Linked DNA regions of Homo sapiens: region 2 is linked to region 1. Evidence: read pairs that join two places in POLR2A ChIA-PET (ENCODE). Cell type or tissue: PC-9. All regions are shown on one strand. Links, peaks and the distances in the headings refer to the core of each region. The heading gives the core; the rest is flanking DNA.

Region 1 (9,585 bases), core at 939-8,938:
GATAGATCGCTTGAGCTCAGGAGCAAGACACCATCTCAAAAAATGAGAATTAAAAAAAAAGAAGAAAGCTTCACAGAATTTCCTAAAGAAACTTCTGACTCCCTTTCCCTTACCCTTTCCTCTTCTTAATGCTCTGTTACGAAAGAAAAAGCTGATGTTGCTGTTGAGAGTCTCATACCAGGACTGGAGCCCCCAGTTCCCCAGCGCCTCCCATCTCAGACGGAATCTGTGACCTCGAATCGCACAGGTCAGTCAGGTGTCTCTGCAGCTGCAGGGACTGGTCGGTGTGGTGAACCTCTGAGCCAGTCTTTTCACCTGGCTCAGTCGTTCCTGGGCTTATTTTGAAGCCCAGGTAGTTCCTCCTGAAATGGACACTCTGAATTGTCACAGCCCCGGCTTCTAGATGTTGAGTGATATATTTCCTTGCTAAAGAACTGAGTACTTTTTGGAGCCATGTTCTCTGTGGAGTGATCTCTGGGCTTTCTCTGGTTACAGTATTTCTTTATTCAAAATTCTTTTCACTGGTGGTGGGATCCCTCTATGTCCTTAATTAAAGAACTCTGCCGAGCTGTAAGGATACCCTTAACCCTCCAGATTGCTGTACATCTTTCCAGTCTGCCAATGCCAGTGATGTCCGTGGAGCTCATCTTCTATATATTGATGTTCCGTTCCCAGCACAGTGCTTTAATCCTGTATAGGTAATTTGCTGTAAAATTGTAGGCAAAGTTGAAGTCTTCCCTAGATGTAGTATTACTTGTACCCTAATTTCAAAATTCAGTCTTAATAGAATTTCTTAACTGCCCACAAATACAGATTTGGTAACCTTCTTCTTTTTTTTTTTTTTTTGTCCATAATTCCCTTGATAAAAGTATCTGGTTTTCAAACTTGGATAGAAACAATTAGAAGCCTAGGAAATGTGAGGATAAATTCATGCAGGTGAAAAAAAAATTACCTCCAAAGACATTATGATTTATTTTCCTTATCCTCATTTGAATGTTTTCTCCTAGAAAACTTCTCAGAAAACAATCCCTGTGTTAAAATGCTTAAACTCAGGCTGGGTGCCTTGGCTCACACCTGTAATCCCAGCACTTTGGGAGACTGAAGTGGGCGGATCACCTGAGGTCGGGAGTTTGAGACCAGCCTGACCAACATGGAGAAACGCCGTCTCCACTAAAAATACAAAATTAGCCGGTTGTGGTAGCGCATGCCTGTAATCCCAGCTACTCAAGAGGCTGAGGCAGGAGAATCGCTTGAACCCAGAAGGCAGAGGTTGCGGTGAGCCAAGGTCGTCCCACTGCACTCCAGCCTGGGAGCTGGAGCGAGACTCCGTCTCAAAAAGAAACTTAAACTCTGAGTTTTTGTCTTGGTTTTCTGAAGTCAAAATCATGTTCAAAGGGCCAATTTCAATGTAAAGAATACTAGCTAGAGGCATTGTGGGTGGGAACCTGGTTGAGTTCTAGAAGGTACTGTTTAATCTTGTCACATTCTGCTAATAATAAGCCAGAGGCAACCCTCTCCTAATCAGTTTGGATACTTTGTCCTATAGTAACTTCCTTCTATGAGTGTTTAGGGAAAGTTTAAGTGAAACTCTAATTGTAAAGTTTTTTCTCCCAAATGGCATTCACTAAGAACTGAGGTGCTAAAGTTAGCTCAGCATCCAAATCACAGACCTATTTAACCAGCAACCTCTGAGCAAAAAATTATCCTCTATTTCTATGTTAATGTTAAGAGGAATCTAGAAAGACATGTTTCTATAGATGAAAATCCAGAAGCCTCCACACATTTCTTTTGGTTTTCATTCTCCCACTTTGGCTTGTATGTGTAACGTGTAAATGCAGTAACTTAAAAGCTAAGATCTAATCTCATGATACAGATGAAAATCCAGAAGGCTCCACACATTTCTTTTGGTTTTTATTCTCCCGCTTTGGCTTTTATGTGTAACGTGTAAATGCAGTAACTTAAAAGCTAAGATCTAATCTCATGATATTGTTGTGTGTGCCACTTAATGCCATCACTGACCTGGGATGCTGTTAATCTGGACTCAGATTCTCTCACCGGGGAAGATTCCCTGCTTGATTGCTCTCTGCTCTCTAACCCTACTACTGACCTTCTGGAAGAGTTTGCCCCCACAGCAATCTCTGCTCCAGTCCATAAAGGTAAATGCTTTCTTCTTCTCAGGCCCACATGTGTCCTTAGAGGGGAAAGAACTAAACAACTTTTGAAAGTTTTTCTTATCAAAAGTCTTTACTAGTGAAGTTTTAAAACTACCTCCTTGTATGGAAAACTTGAGTATCTCCTAGATACTGTGTTATAATACCTCTCAGTGAGAATATTTACTAAGACTTAGACGACCGGCCAGTTGTGGTAGCTCAGGCCTGCAATCCCAGCACTTTGGGAGGCTGAGGTGGGAGGATCACTTGAGCCTAGGAATTTGAGACCAGCCTGGACAACATACGGAGTCTCAGTCTCTACAAAAAAATTTTTTAATTAGCCAGCCATGGCAGCATGCACCGGTGGTACCAGCTTCTCGGGAGACTGAGGTGGGATGATTGCTTGAGGCCCGGAGGGCAAAGCTGCAGTGAGCCATGATCGCACCACTGCACTCCAGCCTGGGCAGCAGAGCAAGACTCTGTCTAAAAAAACAAAAAAAATAGCAGACAGGTACTAAAAATAAATAAAATTAAATCTGAAAAAAGCCCTAGACAACAGATTGGTGAAAGTATTGCTTTCTGGCAAGAACATAGAATGCAGATATTCCATGTTACCTTTAAGAGCTAGATACCTTTGCAGTCAATTCAAGTAGATGGTTGAAGTGACTATCTACTGCCTGCCTATAATGATCATATGATGCTTGTTGGCCTTAGAATGTAAAATGGTTTTATCATATCTGATTCAAAGTTATTGCATAGTGATGACTGCAATAAAGAAATAAGCATCTTTCCTCAAAAGTCAGTCCTTGCAAGGTTGAACTTGTAGAAGTTTTGAATTTTAGTTCACCTTCAAGTCATGATTGGTTACTGGATTTCTCTTTCTAATCTACTATTTTCATTTTTCAGTCTTGGGTTAATAGTGGTCTGAAATCCTGGACAGAGGTAGCTTGAATCAGATTCTATTCAATGAGCAGTTTGTGACAGTGTCAGGCTCAATGCCTGGCTTACTTTGTTACTGAACTTTCTGTGATTGGGTAGTGAAAGTAGTCTTCTGGAAAGAGAAAATGTGTAGAAAAGAAAGAGCTTAAGTCCCTTCAGGAGAAAATTCAAGAAGGAAGCCTCCCCAGAATGACTAAAAATAATCACCTCTGTGGTTTGCAATGGTAATAGCTGAGTTTTTGTTTTTACCCGTGATGACATTAAAATGATTATGTTTTTATAGATTATGTAGAGGGAAGTTACCTATTTAGACAGTGATGTCTGGCAGGAGTATGTCAGCAGCAATGTAGAATTACAGAGAAGCATCATTTGCAAAATAAGTGCTCAGCCAGCACTTGCTTGCTGTTAGGGTAGCTTTAATTAGAATGGAGAAGACTATTCTAACAAACTTCTACTTGAGGCCTCAGTGCGTGTGATCTTGTGCCTCAGCGTTCCCTGAGGCTTCTGAGTTGTTTCAGTGTCTTTTTTTCCCAGTCACAGTGCAGTGAGTCCTTCCAGCAGTATTTTGTTTGCATTATATACAGTGGTTACTTCTTAAAGAGCCACCAATTCTCTTCCTCCTCCCCTGCCCTGCCCCCAAGCCCCGGTTTTGAGTTTTTCAAATATTGTTTGGCCTCTGTTCCCTCAGTGAAGACAAGTGACTTATTCCTATGCCTTTGTGGATTAGTGACAATGAAGAGATACCTCACAATAATTATAATTAATGTCTTATAAATAATAGAATTCTTCCAAGAACCCTTTTCCCTAATCATTATAAAAGTCAACATGGCCAACTCTAAAGCATTTTTTTCTATATCTCTGTATTTTCCAGTTTTGCTATTTTTATTTCAACTCAGAAAGATAAATCCTTTCACCTTTGAAAATAACAGGGCTGTACAGTTGAGATCTTTGTGCCTCTTTCACATTCTCTCATTTGCTAATCTCTGCCTCTGTTGTTTCTGCTTGTGTACTTGCATTCTGTATTAAGCTGCAGAAGATAGTAATCTCATCTCAGGTTTTGATGTCCCTGAGGGCTCGGACAAGGTGGCTGAAGATGAGTTTGACCCTATTCCTGTATTGATAACCAAAAACCCACAAGGTAAGAAAAAGGATGGGGAAAAGAGAAGAGCTTGGCCTCAGTTCTCTTCAAAATAGTCATGCACCTAATCTGCAAGGGGGAAGAAAAGCATCAACATTTAATGAAGGACATTGGGTGTAATGAGAATCATTGTAGGCTGGACCAATAGAGATAGATAGAGATAGGTATCTTTAAAGTTTGACCGTGGTGTTTATTTAGAGAGAAGTCTTTAACAGTTGGCCAAAAGTTAGTTTTTACCATGAAGCCAAAAGCAAAATGATCTTTAGTCAGTGGAAACCTGAAGGTATATATCAAAAGCACATCACATTTTTTATCATGATTAGAATAATCCATAATAAATATTTTTCCCAAAGAGATTAACAGCTGTGTTTTGGTATCATTCACATCTTTTTGACATTAATGGAGCATCCTTTTTCAACTTTGATGGAGGAAAATCATGTGAACATGCCATAAAACACTAAATTACCATGGGACCATCTATTTATTTTTTAAAGCATGTTCTTATTGCAGTATCTTAATAACTAGTTTCTCCCCAAAGCAAAAATTATTGATTTTTACTTTATCAAAGGGAGATGGCTTGATATTATCAGGAAGTTGGTATATAGCCAGCAATTCTCAACCAAAAAAAGTATTGATTTGAAAATAGTGCCCTCTTTGCAAGATGTCCTACCTATACTGTGGTGTGCACAGAGTGCCTGAGCTTTTGGTGGGAGGTGGTGGACAGCTAACTTACATGTTTCAAAATCAACGTGTAAGGGTTTGCAAATGTAAAATATTGCTTCTCTAGGGTTTGGTTTTTTTGGTTTTTTTTTGTTTTGGTTTTGGTTTTGGTTTGGTTTTTCTTCTTTGCTTGCTCTGCACATCTAAACCTTAACCCTCTATGTTTTGTACTGAATTCCTATCTCTCCACTTCCAGGTGGGCACTCTAGAAACAGCAGTGGGAGCTCTGAGTCCAGTCTTCCCAACCTAGCCAGGTCTTTACTGCTGGTGGATCAGCTCATAGACCTGTAGCCGTGACCCAGTAGCAGATGCAGTTCTGTAACCTTCATACCGTAAAATACATTTTCATTACGGAGTTATGAAAAAAATGATTTTTTTAAAAAAATCTGCAAATAAGGGGCCCTCCAGCCCTTTTCTCCTACCCCTTGCCTTCTCCTGTAGAAATGATAAGGAAAGAAAATCACTTTGGCCCTCCAGATATTCCTTGGCCAGTTCCTCCTTGTTAGTTTGCTGTGTTTTCTCATTACCCTTCTTCAATAGCATTATCTTAAATCAAGCACTAGATGCCATGAGCTTCACCTCTGCTGGAATCAACTCCACCAAAAGCTTAACTGTAACTGAAACTAGTGAATTGACACTTTTGTCTCGTTCTTGCTAGGAATGGCCTCCCAGATCAATTCTCCCAACCCCCGTCTCCTTTGGCCAGATGCTGATGAATGTATTTCCCTGTTTTTGCTTTTTATCCTGATGCATTATCATGAGGACATGGCTACTTCAGTTGGTCTTAACTCTAGGCAGTAGCCTGGAGATGGGTGTGTGGTTTAAGAAAGGGTAAAACTTACTGACTGGTAGTATATATTTGAGAAGAGAAATTGAGCCCAGCTCTAGCCAACCAACTTTGACCTTGTTTGATCATAGACTTAGCCAAGGGATTTTACACCCCATGCAACCTGCCCAGCATTCGTCCAGCTTTCTGGCTTCCATTGAACCGTGATTTCTCAGATCTGGAGACGTGACTGCAAGTATTTGAGATCCTTGGATACAATGTGTACGTTATATAAATCCCAAGTATTGCCATTCCTTTTCATGTTAACTGTTCCAAGTGGGATCTCAGAATTAGACCAAAACAAGACGGTGGTAATATGATACCTTTTATTAGAAGACTTTTCACTGGGGCGGGGGTGGGGGGAGGATGGGGAGGGGAAGGAATTGTAGCAGAAACAGATGTATTTTTCTTGTGATTTTTATTTTGAATCAAATATTGTAAATTGTGTATAAATGAAGATGCTGAATAGTTCTGTTTCCACTTGGCATTTCAAGTCTGATATCAGGTGTCTGTACAGGGTTTTGATTTCTTTCCCTTGTATAACTACACAACAATCCTACAGTGTAACATATGGAATCATTTTGAATAGACTTGTGTGCTATAAGCTTTCAGCAGGTCCTCTGTCTCTAGAATAAGCATGTTGTTTATTTTCAGATAATCAGAAATAAGTGTGCTGACAAGCTGGACACAATCTGGGTGTGCCCAGCTTACCTTTCTTTCTGATGTTTAAATTGAAGGCTGCAGCCAATGGAATATGTTCAGCTGGTTTTCCTTGGCTTCCTAGATTAAAAAAAAATAATAAAGCATAGTTCTTTATTAACTTTAGGATATTGTTCATAAAATAAATAAAGGCCCCTGCACTAACATGACAACATGCCTCATGGTCACCCTCTCTATATGTACTTACTCATTAAAGTGTATTTTATTTCCTTATGTGGAAAGCACTTTTATAAAATCACCCTTTTGAAAAGAAGTGGGCACAGAGAACCCCACTCCTGTTCTTTTCCTCTAGTGCCATTGTCCATCATCAAAAGGGAAACTCTTAGTTAATCAGATCTGTACAAATAAAATTCCAAGTCCATTTGCTTGTTTTGCTATCTAGTACTTTTGTTTCTTCTTCCTCACATTTGCACTTTATGGGGGAAAAAAGTTTAACAGCAACAACAGCCTATAAAACACTGCATTCTGGAGGGCAAGGTTTGACCCTAGGAATGTGCGAGTAGCCTTTGAAAGGCATTGGAGGAAAAGTCTGAATCTTCCAGCCTTCCTTCTGTCTTTAAATACTTCCCGTGCTGGCTGAAACAAGATGAGCTAGGTAAAGGCCTCTAGTTGAATAACAGACCATTTCCAAAACTGAGAGAGGCACAAGCTTCCTGCCGAGGATTAAAAAGCAAAAGATATCCACGAAGGGCTCTCTGTGGTTGGATAGCAGTGAAAATAGGACTTGGTTTACCCCTTTATGGACAGGAAAATTGCTGCAGGTCAGAATTGTATTCTCTTTCCTGGACATAGAAAGAATGTATAAATTAATGAAGGAAATGTTTATTTTTAAATAAGAATAATGTTTGAGTTCTATGTTTTCATATTTGATTTTTTTCGTATATACATGTTAGAAATATAATGAAATATCTAGTTTCTCAATTTAATTGAAACTATGAAGAGTACAGTTTAGAAATTAGGTATCTCTAAATTGTTCTTTTCATATATTACCCATAATTACATTGAAATATATTATCTAGTCATTTGGCTCAGTAAAGCTTAATGGAGGCAGTTAATGAAAATGAGCAGACTAGAAGCCAGAGACGGCAGTAGAAGCCTAAGGGAGATAATGACAAGAAATTGTCTTGGGCTTATTTAGAGTAAGGCCTCCTCAAAGGGGAGAACTATTTTTCTGTTAAGGAACACATATGAGTGCTTTGGTAAACGGAGCCTTCCTTGGTTTAGAGCATCATCCCTGAGCTGAAAGAGTTTATTTGAGTTGAGCATAGTGTCCTGGTACCTGTGGAATCATAGCCTGAGCTACAAAGGGACCTTTGAGACCATCCTCTAGTCCACCATCCTCTTCATTTTACAGGTGTGGGACCTGAGCTGGATTGAACAGGGTCGGGGGAGAAGAGGCCTGGGCAGGACAGGCCACCTGGGATCTCATCCTGGCCCTTGCCAGCCACTGGCTGAGTGACCTTCAGCAGGCACTTCACCTCTCAGAGTTGCTGTTCCTTAGAGTTATACGATGGGTTTGGACTAGATGGTCTTTAAGATTATAGAAGTATAGGGTCCTAAGTATATATTATTATATTGAGAAGGGCTATGAAGGATTTATATAATCCTGATGTTCTTCAGTTATCTTCTGTAGTTCCTGCTATTACGGTAGCAGTGTTTACATTTTAAAGAATTATAATGGGCTTTTACTAACTTGCTCTTTCTTGATTATCTGAATAGAAGCCTAAATCATAATCTTAGAGATTTTCCTTTTTAAGTATTACAGAAACACATGCGTGGACACACACCTACCTATTCTAATAAAATGGTATCAGAAGATTTCTTTTTAAATGTATAATCAGGCATCTACCAGTTTAAAACGGGCAAATACTATAAGCATATGTTTCTGATTTGCTTTTATTCCAGCTATGTAAGAGGAGTAACTATAGCAGAAAACATGACAAATTGATTTTTCCCTTTACAACATTCAAATGAGTCCCAATGTTTTCAAAAATACATACCTCAGAGGAGATAAGGCTTAAGTGGACACTTCTAAGTATGATTATAATTATTATAATTAATGATTTCTTTAGCAGACATATCAGAATTTTGACATCTAATTAAGTGTTGTTCCCCTCAATGTCATCTAGTTTTACTTAAGAAGTTAATACTTATTCTAATGATGCTGCCATCCTTAAAGTTATTTTTGAAACTCCTCTCCTTAGAAATAATATCAAGGAAGGTAATAAGGTATAAGAAAATCAGCTATATTATTTAATTAGTATCACTTTGAGAAAGCACCTGGAAGTATATTCTTTCTTTGTCTACTTTTTCTACTACTCTTGGTTCTGAGTAACATTTAGCCATTTCCAGAAAGCAAATTCAACCCTGTAAGATGAAGAGTGGTTACTGTTGAAGACAGTAAAAAGGATAATCCACAAAAAATTCTCAGAGAGGACCTTATAATAGAAAGTGAACATGATTAAGACTTAATTTCTGTAATTTTCTGAATAAGGAAACTTCTGTGATTCCTTAGTCTTTAGAATGGTTTAAAACATTGAAAGATATGGGTATTAAAACACCTCTGAAAGAAGTTGTCACTTTGTTCAGTGTTATTTGATATTGGACTTCGCTCTTCCTGAATTAGAATTACACAACTTGGATTGCTAATACTTGTGGAAAAACAAACCCAAGAAACGAACTACTTTCTCAAGATGTAATATTTGTTTTATTATTAATACTTTTGGTTGTTTTGATTACTTATTTCCTACTCTCCTGACAGATAATTGATCAACCAATATAACCTTCCCCAGGTTAGGAACAGTTCTGCCTTCAGCAGTGCTGTGGGAATGAAGGGATCTTTGGGGCTGACAGCCTATGATGTGGAGGGATCTGCACTCAGCTAAATAAATACATGCTATAGATACCTTGGGCCAAAATAAAGTCTCTCTTGATAAGGTTTTTCTGTGATTTCCCAGAGTCCTTAACCTTCTCTGTCTGCAAGATTATCAGGCTCCCATAGCCACTAACTTTGAGCTTTGGGATGAAAATGACAGGATTGCCCAGTGTGCCGGGTTAAGCAAATTAGAGGCTGCCTGGCAGAACAGAAAAAC
Region 2 (9,585 bases), core at 585-8,584, 300 kb before region 1:
GAGGCCCAGAAGGCTTCTGCACAGGTGTCAAAGGGAGCATGGCTCTGCTGACACCTTGCTTTGGATTTCTGGCCTCCAGAACTGTGAGGCAATACATTTCTACTATTCTAAGCCATCCAGTTTGTGCTATTAGGTTGGTGCAATTACTTTTGCAAATACTTTATTTTGGCAGCCTCAAGAAACTAACAGAGGCACTTTACTTCTTTTCTTCTATTATATATCAGTAGTAATACGCAAATTGGTGACTTGCTGTCAGAATTCCAACATGGCTGTTGGCCCCAGCATGAGACAGCTTTCTGAGTTGAATGTTTCACAAGGTTCTTTTGGAAATTCCGTATTGAAAAATTTTTGGATGGCACTCAAACACTGCATTCAACTTTTAAGCAAACTGCGTTGCTGTGGGACACTACTATGGATTAGGATTAATATATAACAAGGTGAATCGATAGAGGAATTGGCAAGGGTGGTTCCGTTTATCAGTTAGCATTCTTAATGACTCTTTTTCTCCAAGAAAGAGATCAAGAAATGTGTTCCCTGTTAGCATGATAAATATCCATATTGATTGAATTTCAGAGTATAATAGGCCATTATCCATTCTGGGAAGACAGGGAATTCTGTCCCAAGAGGGCCCATTGTGATAGCAGGCAAAGGAAACAGAGAGGATATAGGAAGGAATGACAAAAATGAATAGATAGAAATAGGTGCCATATCACAATTGATGAAATATTGTTATTACATTAATAATGAAGAAGATACATGCCAAAAAGATCAGAGTACAATACAATGGAATACTAATGAACAATAAAAAGGAATGGAGGAACAAAACTACTGATGCAACAATACGGATGAATTGCAAAAGAATATAATGCCCAGAAAAAGAAGTCAGACACAAAAGAGTACCTACTCTATGATTCAATATATAGGATGTTCTAGAACAGGCAAAACTAACTTATGATAACACTCAGAACAGCAGTTGCATTTCTTGTGTGGAGTGGAGGGTGGGAAGGGGAGTTAATATGAAACGGGCATGGAGGAGCTTCTAGGAATGATAAAATGTCCTACCTTGATATGAGAGTAGGTTATGTGGGTATATATATGTATTTGTCAAAACTTAACGACCAGTAACCTTAAAGGATGTGCATTTCACTATATGCCAATTATACCTCCATAAAACATGTTTTAAAATCTTGAATACAATGATTTAAAAAATATTATAGAGAATTTGGAAAATTTTTTAAAAATTAAGAAGAAAGCTGGGCGCGGTGGCTCACGCCCGTAATCCCAGCACTTTGGGAGGCCGAGGCGGGCAGATCATGAGGTCAGGAGTTCGAGACCAGCCTGGCCAACACAGTGAAACCCTGTCTCTACCAAAAATACAAAAAATTAGTCAGGCGTGGTGGCGAGCGCCTGTAATCCCAGCTACTCAGGAGGCTGAGGCAGGGGAACCGCTTAAACCTACGACGGAGGTGGTAGTGAGCCAAGATCGCGCCACTGCTCTCCAGCCTGGGCAACAGATTGAGACTCTGTCTCAAAAAAAATAAAAATAAAAATAAATTAAGAAGAAAATTAAAACACTCATAACCACTAGAGTAAATAATTTTAATGATATGAAATGTAATATAAACATTACATTATCTCATTAGCATAGAGAAGAGATAAAGCATAAGATCAGAGTGAATAACTTGTTTCCTATTTTCCTATACTAAGTGGGGTACAAGGAAAGCTACAAAACTATTATTTATGCTCTTATTACTCTTATTTAAAAATCATTATACATATGAGTAAGGTCTAAAATTAAAAAATGGCAAATAGTTGGTGTTTCCAATGTTGCGACTGTATAGTGTGATTTTCTTTTTAAAATGTCCTTTATCTGTCAATAAATAATAGTCATGATAGAAAAACAGGTTTTAGGAGGAAAGATGAGAGCAACTGAGGTAATTTTCTCCGAGTGGAAAGCACACAAAGGGCCACTTGATTACAGTCTTCATTTGTAGGAAAGCTGTGAGCCTGCTGAAGACAGGAAGAGCATCTCATTAATTCTGAGTCCTAGTCCCACATCTGCCACAAAGTAGGGGCACCATAAGCATTTCTGAATAAATATTCTCCACGTTGGCTAGGCACAGTGGCTCATGCCTGTAATCCCAGAACTTTGGGAGGCCAAGGTGGGAGGATCGCTTGAGGCCAGGAGTTTGAGACCAGCTTGGGCAACATAGCGAGCCCCTCATCTCTATAAAAAATAAAAATACGTAAATATTTTTAAAAAAATTCTCCATGGCCAGGGAGAATCAATCAGCAAGAAAATGATTTTAAACTAAAGCATGAGAGATTTGGGGCACACATGAATAAGCCTTTGACTGTCAGAGATCATGAAGAAAATTCTGGAATATCTAATGCAAAAGAAATTAAGAGTATATTACTCTTTGTTCAGGATAGTTTACTTTACACACCCATCTTCCTAAAGGAAGGCATCTCAAGCTGTCAGGCTCTCCAGTTCCTCTCTAGGTATAAGATTTCTACTTCTATTATTGCTTCCTCCAGAAGACCACGGATCAGAATTACTTGTCTATTCAGAAACCGTATTTGGGCAAGAGAAGGAGAGCAGATGTCCAGCCTTAGGTACAGCCATGTTTTCAGCTAAGAGGCTCAGCTTCCACCTCAGAGCTGAACTTTACAGAACTCTCAAAGGGATTCAATTCGATGCTTGTTCCAAAGAGCAAATAACCAAGGTCCAAGGTGTCTGATTACTGTCTAAAGCAGGAGGCAGCCAACACACCCATATTGTTAAGAAACACCCCTCTTGATGAGCCTGAAATGATGTGGCTACCTCAGAGTATCGATAGCAGTCCTCTTCAGGTGGTAGAACCTAAAGAATTTTTAGTTTTTCCTTTTTAAATGTTCTAAAATAAACATGTAGCGCTTCTGCAGACAGAAAATTACAACTTGTTTCTATATTCTCAGGATGTTAAAAGAATTCAAAGAATTCTCTCTTTGAATCAGTTTTCAAGGTCAAGTTGCTTACCACCCCTAAAAGAAATTTAAATGATGTTTAGAAATAGACCTGCCTTTTCATGTCCTCCTCCTTCCCCTCTGTTGAGTAAACAATGCTTTGTTTAAGCTAACAGTTGCTGAGCCCACATTCTGTACCTGTTGGCAGCTGGCACCAGATAGGGTTGAGGTATTTCACAACTTACCATGGCCATGACTCTAGGTCAAGATCAGAGTTCAGCCACCCAAGCAGAAGTTCTTCTGTGATAAAAGCAGAGGGGAAATTACTGTGATGAAGGAAATGGCATTAAAATCATTAATCAGGATAACTTGCAGTTTGCATGAAGCTAAGCCATGAGGAAATGACACCCAACTTAATCAAAAGGCCAGTTACTGATTAGCCAAAGATACAAGGAATGGGCTAATTAGAGAAACTGTTAAAAAAAGTCAACTTTATCACACTGGTAAAATATTTTCCCACCTGTTCTTCTGTTTGGAGATACACACTACAGAAAGGATTCCTATTGTTTTGTTAGGTTAAGTACCAATACTTGTACTCAAGCTGGACACAGATTCTGAACTGAATGTTACAGCAGATCAGAAGAGGTTCCCCCTTTGAGAAAAGAGATAATCCAACTGCATCAGAGGAAAGTACAGCATACCAGCCTCCCCTCTGTGTGTGCATCTGTGTGAGTGTGTTTGTGTGTGTGTAATGACAGGCCGGCAGCCCAACCAACATTAGAATCTTTTCGTTTCCCAGTGGCGATTTTCACCGCCACCATTCTAGGATTAAAGATTTTCTTCCCTTTAAGCTGCAGGCTTATACACTCAACTTTGTCCTCGGTTTTCAGCACCCCCTCTTTCATCATCATCACACATTTTTTTCAGTTGTTCAGAATGCAAGAAATGTCTTCACTGTAGTCTAGGACTCTTGTGGAGTTCTCATGACACATAAACAGTCCCCTAATGGCAGCCCACCACCTCCTATTCCCATATCTAAGTCATATAAACAAGGCACCTTCTCTTTTCTTGTTTTTTTGAGTCAGGGTCTCCCTCCATTGTCCAGGCTGGAGTGCAGTGGTGCAATCATAGCCCTCTGCAGCCTCGAACTCCTGGACTCAAGCGATCCTCCTGCCTCAGCCTCCCGAGTCACTGGGACTACAGGTGCGAACCACCTGGATAAGGCTCCTCTTCTCAGAGTTTAGTTAGATCCTTGATACTCAAAGAGTCATCCTAGAACCAGGAGTACATGCATTCCTGGGAACTTGTTAAAAATGCAGAACCTGGCTGGGCGTGGTGGCTCACGCCTGTAATCCCAGCACTTTAGGAGGCTGAGGCAGGTGGATCATTTGAGGTCAGGAGTTTGAGACCAGCCTGGCCCACATGGTGAAACCCCATCTCTACTAAAAATATAAAAATTAGCTGGGGGGTAGTGGCACACGCCTGTAATTCCAGATACTTGGGAGGCTGAGGCAGGAGAATCACTTGAGCCTGGGAGGTGGAGGTTGCAGCGAGCCAAGATCATGCCACTGCACTCCAGTCTGGGTGACAGAGTGAGACACTGTCTCAAAAGAGAGAGATAGAAAAAAAGCAGAATCTCAGGTCCCTACCCCACACCTACTCCCAGAATCTGCATTTTTACAAGATTCCCCAAACATTTGCCTGCACAGTAGTTTGAAAAGCACTGGTCTAGATAATCTGACCAAGCAGTGTGCCTTTTGATGATAACTAAGTCCTTCTTAACCCACCTGATTACCATTTAGGCCTTGTTTGATCACATTTGCTTTTTACCTTCCAGTTTCATTCTTCCTGTTTCCCATCATTCATTGCCGACTTACCCCCTATTACCTGGGGGTTCAACTAAGGGGAGAACCAACTAGTCCTGGGACACACCCTGAGCAAAGGTACAGAGGTGGGAATGAGCTGCAGTTTCAGGAATAATGAGGAAATGCGGGAGTGACAGCAGAGGGCTCATTCCAGGGAAGGCTCAGAAACAAGGTTGGAAAAGCCAAAGTGAACTGAATGGTATGGGCCTTGCACGGCCGGCTGAGGAGTCTGGCTACAGAATACCATAGGTCATGGGAATACTGTGGAAAGTTTTTTGTTATTTGCAGACAAATGCCATAATAAAAGAAAAGCTTTAACAAGGTACTGTACTTTACTATAGGGTAAACTGGAAAGAGAGAGACTGGAGTGAGAGAGAAGGAGTTAAGAAGGCTTGAGAGACAGCTACAGGAACAGATGGGTAGAGGCAAAAGCTTGGGCAGGGTGTGGCACTGGAATATGATATATGGGGGATGTCTGGAAGGAAGACTTTATCAGAAGTAGTGACTCATGGACTGTGTAGATTTACTCATTCAATCACCAAATGTTCCTACATGACCTCTCACAGCACCTCTCCAGGCACTGATAGAGATAATGCAGTGGATAAGACAATGAACCTGCTGTCAAGGCATTTATAGTCTACCAGGAGAGATAGACGACACATTTATTTATTTTATTTTATTTTTTACATAACTAGACATCTTTATCTTTTGACAAATAGCTTTTACAAACATAATTTTCAAGCTCTTTCCACAATATAAATCATTACTTGGCTCCCCTTATTTCATTAAAAAAAAAAGGATTCATTCTGACTTCTCTTTCCTTTTTTTTTTTTTTTTTTTTTTTTTTGAGGCAGAGTGTTGCTCTGTTGCCCAGGCTAGAGTGCAGCGGTGCAATCTTGGCTCACTGCAACCTCTGCCTCCCAGGTTCAAGCGAGTCTTCTGTCTCAGCCTCCCTGGTAGATGGATTACAGATGGATTACAGGCATGTATCACCATACCCGGCTAATTTTTGTATTTTTAGTACAGACAGGATTTCACCATATTGGCCAGGCTGGTCTTGAACTTCTGACCTCAAGTGATCTGCCCACCTCAGCCTCCCAAAGTGCTGGGACTACAGGCATGAGCCATCACACCTGGCCCTCTGATTTCTCTTTTTTTTTTTTTTTTTTTTTTTTTTTTGAGACAGAGTTTCACTCTCGTTGCCCAGGCTGGAGTGCAATGGCACGATCTTGGCTCACTGCAACCTCCGCCTCCCGGGTTCAAGTGATTCGCCTGCCTCAGCCTCCCGAGTAGCTGGGATTACAAGCATGTGCCGCCATGCCTGGCTAATTTTGTATTTTTAGTAGAGACAGGGTTTCTCCATGTTGGTCAGGCTGGTCTCGAACTCCCGACGTCAGGTGATCTGCCCGCCTCGGCCTCCCAAAGTGTTGGGATTACAGGCGTGAACCACCGCGCCCAGCCCAACTTTACTTTCTAAATGCCAGATATACATCAACCAGGCCTTTTCTGACTCCAGAGACAGTTGACTTGGTGACAGTATTGATATCCACTGTAGAGATGCATTGTAACTTGGCTAACTCTAATTAGTTCTGATATTAACAGGCCCAGCATAGGCTGCTAAAACCCTTTGACAATTTTAAAATATATTTTTAACTCTTACTTATAACTTCTATTCAACCTCTTTGCCACCAACAACAAATTTTAGAACGAATAAATAAGATAATTTCTGATTTCGGCGAGATGATGAAAATATAACAGGATGATAGCACAGAGCAAGGGTCGGCAAACCACAGTAGCTCATGGGTGAAATCCTGCTTTTGTACAACCTACAAGCCAAGAATGTCTTTATATTTTTAAATAATTGACCAGAAAATCAAATAAGGGATATTTTATTACATGTGAAAATTGTACAAAATTCAAACTTCGAAGACTTATTGGAACAGTCACACGTGTTTGTTTATATTTTGTCTGTGGCTACTTTCAAGCTACAACAGCAGAAATGAGTAGTTGTGACAGAGACCATGTGGCCCAGGAAGCTAAGAATATTTATTATCTGGCCCTTCACAGAAAACATTTGCTGACCCCTGACATGGAGGATGACAGGATCAGGTTACCAGGAAGAAGCTGGCCTGGGCAGGGCGATCCGGAAGGCATCTCTGAGTTGACATCTGAACTAAGACCTGAATGAAGGGAAGGGGCTAGCCGTTCAAAATTCTGAAGGAGAACTCTTTCAGGTAGCTGGAGCAGTCAGTGCAAAGGCCCTGCAGCAGAAATTGGCTTACTGTGTTTGAAGGATGGACAAAAGCATTGTGAACAAGGGCAAGAGTGGCATGAGATGAAGATGCAGTCAGGCCATATAATATTGTGACTTAGAGTAAGGGATATACACCTGTTCTCCTCCTGTTCCTGGTACATAACTCCTAAATCCCTTGGAATTTTGTAAGCGATAAGAACAATAAGGGTGAAAGGAGCATCTTTTGTTATTCATAACAAGCCCGGTTAACCGCACCTGAGTTCATGTTAATGAGGGGACGTCTGGAAAGCCCCCAGATAACTATAGGATGGGGGGCTGGTTGCCCTGGTAAACAAACTCTGTGATTAAAGAGTTGGAATTTTCAGCCCAACCTCTCACCTCAGGGGAGGAGAGAAGGGCTGGAGATTGATTTCATCACCAATGGCCAATGATTGGATCAATCATGCCTATGTAACAAAGACTCCATAAAAACCCAAAGGACAGTGGGAAATAGGGAGTGGAGGGGTTGAAGAGCTTCCAGGTTAGTGAACATATGGAGGTGCTGGGAAGACGTGCGCCTGGAGAGGCCGTGGAAGCTGTGAGCCCCTCCCCACGTGCCCCACCCTATGCATTCTTCCATTTGGCTGTTCCTGATCTGTAGCTCTTTATCATAAACTGATAATCCAGTAAGTAAACTGTTTTCCTGAGTCCTGTGAGCCATTCTAGCAAATGATGAAAGTCAACAGGGGGTCATGGGAACCTCTGATTTCTAGCCATTCCATCAGAAGCACAGGTGACAAGCTGGACTTGACACTGGCATCTGAAGTGGTGGAGGACTGTGGGACTGATCCCTTAACCCAAGCTTGTCCAACCTGTGGCTCGTGGGCCACATGTGGCCCAGGACAGCTTTGAATCTGGCTCAACACAAATTCATAAACTTTATTAAAACATTATGAGATTTTTTGCAATTTTTTTTTCTCATGAGCTATTGTTAGTGTTAGTGTATTTTATGTGTGGTCCAAGACAATTATTCTTCTTCCAATGTGGCCCAGGGAAGCCGAAAGATTGGACACCCCTGCCTTAACCAGTGGGGTCTGTGCTAACTTGATAGTGTCAGAATTTAGTTAAATTGTGGCACACCCAGTTGGTGTCCAAAGAGAACTGAAGAACTGCTTGATGCTTGATGTGGGAACCCCCACCCCACCCCCTCACCCATCACATCTGGTGCTAGAAGTGAAAAAGTGTTAAAGTATAAGGAAAAATAGTTTGTTTTCCTATACAATTGGTGTCAGAAGTGGGATTTGCTAGAATGGCCCTGGCTTGCAGAAATATGTGGTTTGGGAAGAGAAAGAACAAAAGGGTTGGGGATGAGAAACTTTGATTCCTGGGTGGCCACATGGTCATGAGATAGGCAGGCTGGTGGGTTCCCTATTTTTAAATGGTCTGGGCCAGGCATGGTGGCTCACGCCTGTAATTCCAGCACTTTGGGAGGCTGAGGTGGGTAGATCACCTGAGGTCAGGAGTTTGAGATCAGCCTGGCCAACATGGTGAAACCCTATCTCTAATAAAAATATAAAAATTAAGCTGGGCATGGTGGTGAGTGCCTGTAATCCCAGCTACTCAGGAGGCTGAGGCAGGAGAATCATGTGAACCCCCAGAAGTGGAGGCTGCAGTGAACCAAGATTGCACCACTGCACTCCAGCCTGGGCAACAGAGTGAGACTCTGTCTCAATAAATAAATAAATAAATAAATAAATAAAATAAAAATAAATAAAATGGCCTGGAAGAAAATGATAGAAGCCATTCACTCAAGCTTTAACTTATCTAACTCTCAGCCAATTAATAACAAAAGACCCAAGAAGCTTATTAACCACGAGTTCCTATTTCAGGGGGCTGGGGACTTCCCTGGAGCCCTGCATGCATAGCTAGACTTAAAGTCCAACCTACAGTTACCCTTCCTCATTTTAAGGCTAAAAATGCATGGGGTGGAGATTTAAAATACTAATGTTGCATATGATGCATGAAGAAGCATGAGTGCTAGAAAAGCCTCTCCTATACATGCTCTGATGTAACCCTTTCCCATGGAAAGACCCTATAAAACTAACCCACACACTATCCTCCGATAGCAGTCTGTTTCTTTTCCTTTCTCAGCACTGGCTCCCTTGTGCATGAGCCAAAACAAACTTTCTCTTTGCTGCTATGTATGGTGATTGCTCTTGATTTCTATCCTGGGTGATTACAAGAACCCATGGCATTGGTAACAGCCACTCATGGTACGGAGTAGCATACCATGCTGAGATCTGTTAGTAAAGGTAAAAGCTACCCCAAGGTGTTGGCTCACTGGAAGCATAAGGAAATGCAAACTAATAAGAAAAGGCGATATATTCAGTCCCTTGGTTATTATCTGTAACAGATAAAATAAAATTAAAAGAGAGTGCTGGGTCAGACCAAGCTCAGATTTCAGTGAGTCTGCGCTCTAGCCAGTAACTGCAAAGCCACCCACCAATGGCAAAATCATGCTGAGATTAGACAATATCACTA

The links. ChIA-PET counts read pairs that join two places held together with the same protein. Peaks named below come from ENCODE experiments on the same cell type or tissue, not always from the same donor. Only the 100,000 strongest peaks of a DNase experiment are listed, where the experiment ranks them.
Region 2: POLR2A ChIA-PET joins it to region 1 with 10 read pairs; 2 of 35 experiments call an interaction of 5 or more read pairs at or near these places.

What each region holds. Positions count from the first base shown.
Region 1 is chr2:69,471,522-69,481,106 of GRCh38, reverse strand. It overlaps AAK1 (AP2 associated kinase 1), which reads left to right. Exons shown (of 22, transcript NM_014911.5): 19 at 146-247; 20 at 2,046-2,156; 21 at 4,117-4,227; 22 at 5,144-9,585. The coding sequence ends at 5,238. Among named protein-coding and RNA genes, the nearest start is that of NFU1, 39 kb to the right of the region's middle. In PC-9, for the core only: no CTCF peak of the experiment used is centred there; no DNase peak of the experiment used is centred there.
Region 2 is chr2:69,775,181-69,784,765 of GRCh38, reverse strand. ANXA4 (annexin A4) reads right to left here. Exons shown (of 13, transcript NM_001153.5): 2 at 3,192-3,246. The coding sequence starts at 3,200. Among named protein-coding and RNA genes, the nearest start is that of SMANTIS, 19 kb to the left of the region's middle. In PC-9, for the core only: no CTCF peak of the experiment used is centred there; DNase peaks (open chromatin) are centred at 3,125 and 5,315; H3K27ac peaks cover 3,330 bases.